2 separate regions of the Mus musculus genome follow, and region 2 is linked to region 1. The links are chromatin contacts, found by POLR2A ChIA-PET in ENCODE. All regions are on one chromosome and are shown on one strand. Each heading gives the region's core, a stretch centred on a gene start or an enhancer-like site at or near the end of the contact. The rest is flanking DNA. Distances are from core to core; before and after follow the strand shown.

Region 1 (5,312 bases), core at 1,840-4,339:
ATTTTTCTTATATTTCTCTATCTTCCCACATTACTATGTCAAAGTGAGATAACCTGTGTAGCCACGGGGTACAAATGTGCTGTTTAGTAAATAACTAAGTAGACATGAGATCCTTCGTGGCTGATTTTGGTGCAGTTAACTCTGCCTCCTGCAAAGCTGAAAGAATTGAGGTCCTCATATTCATGAACAAGAGCTTCAATTACTCTGGAAGCTATGCATCCTCTGAATGAGTGCTAACGTGCAGAATAGCCCACCTCCTACAGAAAACACCATCTTCAAAGTTGTATCACAAAAGCTAGAATCCTCAAGTTTAAACAGGACAGAGCACGCTCAAACACAACTCTTATTTTAAAGTTCGTCATGAGAATGACTGAAACTACATCTGTTTCATGTGCCCACCTACTCCCAGATTTCATAGTTAAATCATTAAAAAGAATTCAGTGTCCAACACGGCAAGATGGAGTAACAGGGTGACAACGTCTGCAAGAAGAGCCATCAATAAACAATTTAATGGTGTGAAAGAATCTATCAAGAGCAGATGTACAGAGCTGCAGGCAAGTGTTCAGAACAGAAGATTTGCTCTACAGTAGAACAAATTCAAAGAACTCAAATTTCAAATGTTCTGACCTAAAAGGTTTTATCAGCACTGTATGCGGCGGCTCCGATGTCTCCGATGCAGTGGACCAGGCTCAGTGAAGATGAGGGTCCACCGATGAAGAAACTGGACTACTGTATGAGGACCAGCATGCCTGGCCTCCATGTTAAATTTGCTAACAAGTATTAAAATTCAGTGTAAAAAACAAAGCCACAAAAACATGCTCATAACGAGAGGAATGAGAAAGGCAACGGAAGCCCAGAGAAGTCACTGCTCAGAGTGGTTCTCCTCACATACTCAGGTGTGGGTACAATCATTTTGAAACAGTTTCGAAATGAAATTTACTCTTAGCTGTTCATCTGAAGTCAAAAAAACAATGTCCCCTCACCCCTGGCTCTGGCCTTTCTTCTTCACAGAAAGAACTGTACAACATAAATGTCCTTCTGGCCAGATTTTTTTCCCCCTAACGTTCTTCTGTCTTTCGTACCGAATCTAAACTACCCACAGATTCTGGCATATGTCTACAATTTGCAAGTTGGTTTCTTTTGTATCATTATACGTACAGTCAACCACAACTATAGACAAACAGCAGGGTGTTAGAAGAGGGGGCCAAGTCTTACTACATGAATTACTGCTGGAAAAATAAAGCACGTGGTTGTTATTGAATAAAATGCTTGCTAGGTACCACTGTCCAACTGCTACCCAGTGTGGCAGTCTCACTTTATAGAGTAATCTAAGTTGTGTAAGGCAGGAGAGTCATGTTTGGCCTCGTCTTTGACACTCTGGGATTCCTAGTGTGGGTGTTTTATGCCCTGGATCAACTCAGAAAAATTCAAGAATATTCATGCAAGGGAAAGAAACAAACAACTTCTGGGGAAAAAAAAAAAAAAAACAACAAAGCAGCTTTGGACTTTTAGGCCGAGTATTCGTGTTTTTCAAACCTAAAGGGGATGGAGGCTGTATTGGACCCGCATATGGTGTACAGGAGAAGCTGATGTCTGCAGATGTGCAAGCAGCATTAGGGACAGGAGCCTGACCAAGTCTCCCTATCCAAAGCCATGCTCCTCACAGAGTGACCAAGCACTGGCAAAAGTACAGAAGCCACCCCAGTACAGGAAGCCTAAGACTGGCCCCAAGGTGCTCAGGTCTGAGGTCTATTGTGAGCTCTAGGCTGGATGCAGCCAGGAAGCCTTTGTGTAGCTGTGGAATGCACAGTCCCTTGCAAGGTGTGGGTCTGAGTCTATTCAGCTTCTTCCTCAGGAACTGGCATGGACGCTAGTGACCCCAGGACAGCTGCTGCCTAACATCACAAAGGCATCAAGTCACTGCTAAAAATTTCACAAAAATAAACCTGCTCAACTTCTGGCCAGTTTGTATCTCGCTTTGCATAGGTACAATGGGTCCATTTAGAAAAGTCCAGACTTGTTTTGTTGAAATGATAATGCATTCTAAGTGTTCTGATTATTTCATCTCTAGTAGAAAATGCCGTAGAGACCTTCCTTCTTCCTCAGATCCAATTGGAACTGTATGAATTATCTTGGAACCTACCAATAGTTGATTTTTTTAAGAGGAAGAAATGAAGCTAGGTTTCCATCTTAAGAGAAAATTTTCCTACGTAATTAAATTACATAACTGAATTTTTAAAAAGAGAAACTTTTCAAAAAAAAAAAAAAAAAAAAAAAACAAGGCACCACAGCACATATTCCCGTTCCCAACCATCGCTTTGCTGTTAACACGCCAACTAAAACGGTCATTATTCCAAAGCCAGGCAAGACTCTAGTTTACACAATGCATGAATCAATACACCATAGTCCACCCCCTAAATATGTTCAATTATAAAATGGAAACAAATAAAACTCAAACTAACCTGAAAAAAAAAAAGTGGCTACAGGTCCCTCAACGTGAGGAGACCCAGAAATCACTCACTTTAACGCCACAAGCTGAGAACCACTTGCCCCGCTCATTTCCAGCTTAGCTTCTTAATTCAGACCTTTGCGAGGAGGAATAATCACGGCCGGCCGAGGCAGAAATACAACGAACACACTGTGCACTGCAGGGCGATGCAAACAAATGCCGTCAAAGTCAGGGGAGAGTGCGGCCTCTGCTCTCTGCTCTGGGTTCCCATCTGAGCAGAGCCTGAACGTGCAGCTGTCTAGAACCTCAACTTAACCTGTTGAACATTCCCAGACAAAGCCAGAGCCAGCCACCGCGCGTTGCTGTTTTCCTGCTGGAGTGAGTGTCCTTCAAGCTCTCCCTGCTGCAGGGCAGGGTGTCTCTGCGGATCTTTTCTCCAGGACCTGCCAGGAACTATAATCCCGAAGCCCTGGAATGCACTCCAAGTAGAAACGCCCTCATCCCAAAGCCCTGGAACGCACTCTGAGTAGAAACGCCCTCAGCAAGGGAGAACAAAGCAGCAAAGTCCCGGACAGGGTGCAGGGGCAGACAAGGGAGCCGTGGCCTCCTTACCTTGACCTGGGACCTGCACCTGCCGGCGTAGGCTGATAAGGGCCGCTCGCCCCGCCCTCTCTGCTCTAGCCAATCCACAAGGCCGCCCCGCCCTAACATCCCCGCCCCCCGCAATTCCACAAATTAGGCGTTCGCCTCCCACCCCGCACTTACTCAACATACAGACCAGTCCCAGTACAGCCTGTGATTCAAATGAGAACAAAGGCGGGCTTAGCATGGCACTTTCCTTCCAATTCACTAAAGTGAGGCCCCCTCATTACACTGGGTCCCATGAACACTTCCTTGAAGATCTTTCCAGTTAGAACCGGGATGAAAAACAATCTGATTTTTCCCGCGGAGCAAAACATTCCTGGGTCACCTGGAAGCAGCGTGTAGGTCTAGGAGGGAGGGCAGAAGAAGAAAAAGCTGCCCAGCCGGTTTCTGGTAAACAATCTGCATAATTGCTAATTAGGAGTGGGGGGTGGGGGCGACTGCCAACCTCTCACACCAAATCATTAGGAACAGTTAGTTACCTGAAAGAGGAAGGGGAAAGGGGCGCCAGAAATAAGTTTCCTGGGTTTGCCACCAGCTCTGATGAAGAACACTCCCAGGACATACCACTGGCATTCTGGTCACGAGGGAAGATCGATTCCAACAACAGAATCACTTCATTCGCCACCGTCCCTAGCACTGCTTCTTCAAACCTGATTATCATTGCACGCACAGTTGTTTACCAGAATGGTGAAGCGGGCATTTGAAGATATGACGCAAACAAAACGATAAGGGTTTCCTCCAAACAAGCAAAATGCATCGGGCAGAATCCCATTTACAATTTTAAGTATTAAAATTCCACTCCAGTTTTAGATGCTGAGTGGAATTTCAGGGACTAGAACCATACCCTTAAAAAATGCTTAGAAAAAAAACAGCATCACATGCTACCTGCCAGTCCTGGTTTGATCCAAGTCATCTTCGCCCATTTAGAACTGTCGGGAAGCTTACAGGGTAAATTTGTAAGAAGCGTTTTTATTTTATTTTTAAGTTTCAGGCAATGAACTACTGTCTGGGAGGAAGAAATAAAAACCTTGACTCTAAACAACCCAGAACAAATACGTTATACAAGTCTTTCAGTGTGACCTGGCCCACAATAGACTTTAAAATGTAAAAATTTTAGTTAGTTACGGTTTCCGTCTTATTCTAGGCTTTCACTAGGATATATTCCAGTTTCAGATGAGGGATCCATAGCCCAAGACTATGGAAAATTAATACAGCATTTTGTTTTCTTGCAAAACACCATTTTTGTTTAGCAGCTAAGCACAATTTAAAGCTTAACTGTAGCAACCATTTTAAGTCTTTTTAAAAGATACAAGCAAACAGACCAAAAAAAAAATCCAAAATACAAGTAATTTCTAGATTAAACAGTATAAATAAATCGTTAAGACAAATGCAAACCAAAATCAGCGTATCTATCTCAGCTCAAAGCTTTAATACAAAAAACCAGGAGCCTGGTACATAAAAATACAGAAGGGACTTCCAAACACCTGCTTTCTAGGTCAAATCAACAGTGAACAACGGTCAGGGAGACCTCCCCTTTAGAGAAAAATAGTTCCCCCAGACTTATCTTTTCCAAATTCTTCAGTCAAATTTAGAAATCAAAGTTTTGGCTAGATAGGTCTCCTTTTGTGCAAGAGAGCGCTTTTCTTTATTAAAAATGTTAATATTTTAAATAACAAGAATCATTACAAATCATAATTTCTCAAAGTAGTTTTCATTTTGAAAAAGCAAGCAATATAAATACACAACAAAGAGACAGGGCGAGAAGCTCTACAGAACTCCCCAAAATGTTCCTGTAAAGGTTGACTTTAAGCAGCCTTGCGCCAATGCTCAGGGTTTGATTTTAAAAGCAAAAGTCTGTTGGAGATTGAACTAACACACTCTCTCTCACTCTCGCTCTCCTCTTGCTCTCTCACTCTCTCTCTCACTCTCTCTCTCTCCTCCTTTCCCTCTGCCCTCCAACCCCAACCATCAGGCTACCTGCATCTCTCAGTCATCCTGTTTAAGTGCTACGCGGAGTGAAGGACAAAAAGTAGAAGCCAATGATCCTGCTAGAGGAGGAGGCGGCTGTGATGTGGAACATCCGAAAGTGGGAGCACCTCAAACAGATACACCTTCGGGTATCAGGTCACCTGGCCCCGCCTCTGGAACCTGCCGGCCATCCCGGCAGCACAGCTCCTGCACTGACACAGACCAGGGAACTGGGGCTAAGGCAAAACCT
Region 2 (5,474 bases), core at 1,302-3,801, 33 kb before region 1:
TGTACACCCGTGTCCAGACTGCGATAAAATGTGCTGCATACAAATAACACATCACTCGGCTCTAAAAAGGAGCAGCTCTGGTGAGGTGGCTCAGCAGTAAAGGCACTGCAGGCCTGGCAACTTGAGCATCTCCCCAGAACCCACATAAAGGTAGGAGAGACCCAAGACCTCTTAGTTGTCCTCTGATCTCACATGTGCACCCTGCTCATTCCCAACATTGTGCACATATGCATGGTAATTACAAATATAGATTTAAAAATTAAAGTGAAGAAATATGGAAGATACTATTCTAAGCTAGACAAGACAGGCAGGTGCACAAAGACATTAGAAAATTCACACACAATCCTTAGAACACACAGACTCATGATGACAGTCTAGTGATGCCACCAGGAACTTGGGAGAGCAGGGGTGGGGTTAGTGTCTGATAGATCCAAAAGATTCCATTTGGGAAGAGAAAGTTCAGAACACAGATGGTGGTGGTCACACGGTGATTAGACACGGCACTGAAGTGCGCTCTCCAAACACCAGAGCAGTGAATTCTAGGCTGTGACTATTTTACCACAATAAAACCATTGAGCCGGGCGTGGTGGCACACGCCTTTAATCCCAGCACTCGGGAGGCAGAGGTAGGCGGATTTCTGAGTTCGAGGCCAGCCTGGTCTACAAAGTGAGTGCCAGGACAGCCAGGGCTACACAGAGAAACCCTGTCTTGAAAAACAAAACAAAACAACAACAACAACAAAAAACCATTGAAATCTAAATTATAGTTCCATCCACCCTGTAATACACACCTGCTTTAGGTGTCCCCTTCCCATTTCAGATGGCTTAGATCCCAATGATGAGGACCTGGGGAGTTCTCTCAGATGCTAGGAGGCTCAATACACAGAACAGCCAGGGCTACTTGGTACAGCTAACCTTGGGGAAAGGCCCTATCTATGTGAGTTAGGCTGTCCCCAGGATTTCAGGAGTCCAGATATGCACAGTCCAAGCTCTAGAGAGATGGAGATAGGAGGATCCGAAGGCCAAGGTGACTCTCAGTTATTCAGCAAGCCTGAGGGAGGGTGTGCCATGGCTGTGTGTTCTGACAGTGTGAATGCATCTTCTATACAGACTTGAGTGTCACAGTCTTTGGAATTTTGAGGGTCCTAAGCCAACCCTCAAGGACACTACACATGGGCTGTTGTGCTGCCTCTGGGGAGCTGTTGTGAGGCTAGGTGCTTGTCTGTGTGCTTGCTAGGCTGTGGGGGAGGATGTCTGTTGTGTGTAACAATGAAGTGAGTGTTACTCCAGTGATTGGCTAGGGCAGAGCCCAGGTGAGAAGGGAGCGAGCTGTGCAGAGTTCAGTTTCTGCTATCTGATCTACAGAGAGAGAAAATGGAGGGGGTGGGAGGAAGGAAGCAAAGCAGGTGGAGCGCCATCTGTGACTGAGGAGGAGACATCTGCAACCCCCGTGCTGTAGCAGCATGGTAGCACCCAGGACTTAGAGTCCAGCATCTGAATAGAGGTTTCTAGTTAAGTACTCTCCAGGGCTGGAGCCATGTGCTCTGACATGCATCCTGAGGCTCCATCTGCCACACTCCTAGCCTCTGTCCTGTCACCATCCTACTCTAGGACGTACCCTCCGACCTCAAGGCTTGCTGAGACCTCCACCTCTGTACCTGTTTCTTCCTGGTCATAGTATAATAGGTAAAAATTACAACTGCAATTTTTTACCATTAAACCATTATTGCACTTTATAACTCAACATAAACCTCACAGCTATCTCCATTCTTCATAGGCCACAGAGCCTCCAGCACCTTCAACACTGCAGTGTGAAGGTGAGGAGTGAGGTAAGGCTGTGTTAGGCTCAGGCGGCTCGGCTCCCCGCAGCTTTTCAAGCCTCAAGTTCCACCTGGTTTAGAAGGCCACACTTCTCCTATAGGTTAATCCATCGGACAGTGGGCAGCAAGGGAGGACCTGCTGGAGTAGACAAGAACTTCCTAGAACTTGGGACTCTTGAGTGCTACAGCTGGGTACCAGGCTCTAAAGGTGTGTGTGTGTGTGTGTAAGAAATTATAGGCAAAATGACAAAGGTGGCTTAAGAAATGAGAAGCCGCAGGGCACACACCTACTCTGTATCCAGACATTCTGTATCCAGACATAGCCACAATAAGCTATGTAGCCAGGACAGAACACAGTCTGGTGGATCGCTTTCCTGGAATGCCATGGAATGGACAGCCGGTTAGGGCCTGCCCCGTCCATGTTCCTGGTCCACCCTGCCAGTGCCTAGGTAAGGTCATTATACAGACAAGAGACAGTGGTGGACCCAGGACAGATGGGAGAGGTCCCATACTCATTCCTGTTCTGTCCTCGGGGACTCATAAGCCAGCCCAAGCCTGTTTCACTGAATTGGCCAGATTTGATTTTACAAGCCAGCTGAAGAGAAAGGGCATTGTATCTCCAACCCAAGCTTGCACACACGTCCTGTCATGCCAGGTTTCTGGGGCCATCGCCAGCTGCTGAGGCCACATTCTGGTGACTGTACCTCTTGTTTCCTATGCTTCTCCGAGAACACGGACATGGACACTCCCAGCGGGATCAACCACCAAGGCAGGGCTTCTTTCTGGCCAGTCTTCCCACTGGGGCTACACATGCCAACACCAAGAGCCGGTCTCCTCAGCAGCCCACCCCATCCTGGGAAACTTCCTCCGCTTGCCCCAGTCTCCTCCCTGTCTCACACTGTCTGGTCATTGGTCTGAAGAGAACTGCCTTATTGGTTCATCAATCTCTCCGACAGCATCAATGGGTGGGAAGGGGGCCATAAAACCGTCCCCTGAATAGCCGGATGGCTGCTCCTCCCTCCCACCTCGTAAACCCCACAGACCAGCCAAGGGGCCCCCGAATTCACTGTGGCTAGGGTGAGTTCACCCCCCTCACTGAGACTACTCCCTGAAACCTTTCTTGGGAGGTCCAGGCACTCCCCACCCACGCCAGCCCTGGGAGTCTCAGAGATGTGATGAGGCTAGGCCACTCCCTAGGGAGAGAGTGTTCCAAGGGGCTGAATAACCACTGAGCTTTTGGAAACAATGTTAAGCCGCAGCAAGGTGTCTACATACTGTGGGAATGGGTATGGCAGCCCAGCCACTCAGGGAGCAGGCCAGCTAAGGCCACAGGCCCAGCACCCAGGACTACTTGGCAGGTGTAGCTGGGGCGGGGTGTTCTCCTTTCCCTTACCAGGCCAGTGCTGTTCCTGTACTGGCTGGCTCCGTCTCTGTATAAGCCTGGTGGGGACCAGCAGGACTGAAGCAAGCAGCTCTGCATGTGAACCCTTCAGATCCCATCCTCTAAGTACTGCTTTCTGTTGCTTCCTGGGCCATAGCTGCTTTGGAGAGTTGGGGCAAAGGTGATGCTGTGGATAACAGAGATCCCTGTGTGTGTGGCATCCCCTGCTAGCTGGCCGCTCACTGGGCTTGTGTAGCCATGTCCTGCTAAGCCACGGTCAGGAGAAAAACCTGGTAGGAACTTGGCACTGGCCTGGAGTGGACCCTGAAAAACCCTCTGCGTTTGGTAAGGACTGCTTACTTTGGGATATCTGCCATTTCTGGTTTCTACCCTGGGGACATTCTATGACATTTCTGCTCACCACAAGCAAGAATACCTTGCTATAGTATCAATTATTTCATTCTTTTGATGTGAAATTCGTTTGAATAAATAAATACATAAATGCTTTAAAATCCTCCAGTACTATTGGAATAGCTGAGTCAGAGCGCCCAGAGTCCTTTCTGGGACTTTCTCAACCCCACCCTTCCCTTCTTCCTGCCTGGGTCCAGCCAGAATTCCCAGTACCTCTCCCTTGGCTTCTGTCCAAAGGCTCACAAACAAGGTGGTGAGCTCCCAGCCAGCCAACCTCTGCCCCTTCCTGGGGTTCAACTCTCTTCTACAAATCCGAGTGTGGATGGCTCCCTTCCTAGGCCAGGTTCAGGATCTATGTAGAGGGACAAAACAGTGGGTTCAGGATCTATGCAGAAGGATAGCCCACAGTGGGGGCACTGATGTTTCCTCCTGTGCAGGGAACCATGGCCCAGGGGTCAACATCAGATGATCTAGATGCACCCCCTTCCTGTAGCCCTGGCCTCACTCCGGTTGAGGCCTGCTCTAATCCTTGTCGGAAGCATCCCAGATAACACGGAGGGGTGTGTCTCCTCTGGAGAAGAGATGGAGTAACTCTAGGCTGTCTTGGTTGGAAGGAGGCCATTTCTGGTGGGATCAGTGAGAACAGGCTGGCCCAGCCCTGGCCTGTTGTTCTCAAGTGATGGACATCTGCTTAGCAATGACGATGACAGTATTCAGTGGCAGGGTTAAGAGGCTGGTGTTTCTGCTATCCCACTCACCTCTTGGCAGTTATCTCACACGGATCCTCCTGTCCCGGCCCCTCTACCTACTGGAGGCATGGGCCTGGTGGTAGAGCACTTTGCTCCCATTGGGTTTCTCTCACCCTTCAGCTTCCTCCAGGAATGAAGTGAGGCTAGAAAACGGCATGGAAATAGTGCTGGCAACAAGTGTGCCTGACCACCAAGGACAGTCTCAGTCTCTCCAGGGACAGAGGAGCAGACTCAGGTTCAGGCTTCCAGGCTTTCAACACAGGCTCAGTCTCACATCTGAGTGGTGGGAGGGAGAGTTCCTTAGAGGGGTTCCAAGCCCCTGCCTAAGGCTTGGACACCAAAGCTCTGAAGACCAAGCACTACAGAGTGGTCTACAGCAAACACTGACCCAGGGATCCAGCTTCTTGCTCTGCCCACTTGTGGTTTGGAGCAGGAGCCTGGGTGATGATCCACATCCTTCCTCCGCCAACAGTTCACTCATCACCTGAACCATATGCTATAGAGCAAACTCCTCCCTGGGTGAGACAGCTCAGAGGAGGAGGTCAAGCCTCCCTAGACATCCATTCTTCCGCCCTCAGACCCTGCTTCGCATCCTATTTGACAAGTTAACGTTTGCAATGTTCTGTGTCCTGTGAAGTCAGGTGGCTCACGGAAGAATGGAGACTGCACTTTCTTGACTCCAGAGGTCTCAGCCAGATGAGGGAAGCCTGCTTCCACAGCCTCATGGGCCTCTGGTGCAGCTATGGGTGGCAGGAGCTGCTGCCTAACTTGTTGGGGTGGGGGACTAGAGGAGAGGGGAGGATAGGCTTGCTCTGCACCCAGCCAGAGGTGGCAAAGGACAGCTCTACCACAGATCCTTCACCAAAGCTGTGAAATGGGCATCTGGTTCCAGTGAGATCTCCACTTACCTGAAACCCATTGGCAAGAACCCAAGCCAGACACAGCCAGGCACAGGGCTCAGTGACCCATGGGGACAAGGGACTTGATCCCTGAACAAAACCCACCTTAGGCGACAGCTTTGTTTTGCTTTAGTGGTTCCTAAGAACAAAGAACAAAACCAGACTAAACCAGTGCTTGGCTGCTCTCTCCAGTTCAGAGGAGGTATGGGCCACTG

What was found. ChIA-PET counts read pairs that join two places held with the same protein, here RNA polymerase II (POLR2A).
Region 2: POLR2A ChIA-PET joins it to region 1 with 50 read pairs in embryonic stem cell. The contact joins two enhancer-like sites. POLR2A ChIA-PET finds 5 or more read pairs at or near these places in 4 of 5 experiments (Patski and embryonic stem cell).

The regions. Positions count from the first base shown.
Region 1 is chr13:63,270,559-63,275,870 of GRCm38, reverse strand. The region is part of intron 13 of Aopep (aminopeptidase O); the gene reads right to left. Among named protein-coding and RNA genes, the nearest start is that of Gm16907, 24 kb to the left of the region's middle. Within about 2 kb of position 3,089, at least 3 of the 3 ENCODE cell types and tissues checked have a DNase peak (open chromatin) inside an H3K27ac peak, as active enhancers do.
Region 2 is chr13:63,302,943-63,308,416 of GRCm38, reverse strand. It overlaps a transcript of Aopep not described here and a transcript of Fancc not described here. Among named protein-coding and RNA genes, the nearest start is that of Mir3074-1, 4.4 kb to the right of the region's middle. Within about 2 kb of position 2,551, at least 3 of the 3 ENCODE cell types and tissues checked have a DNase peak (open chromatin) inside an H3K27ac peak, as active enhancers do.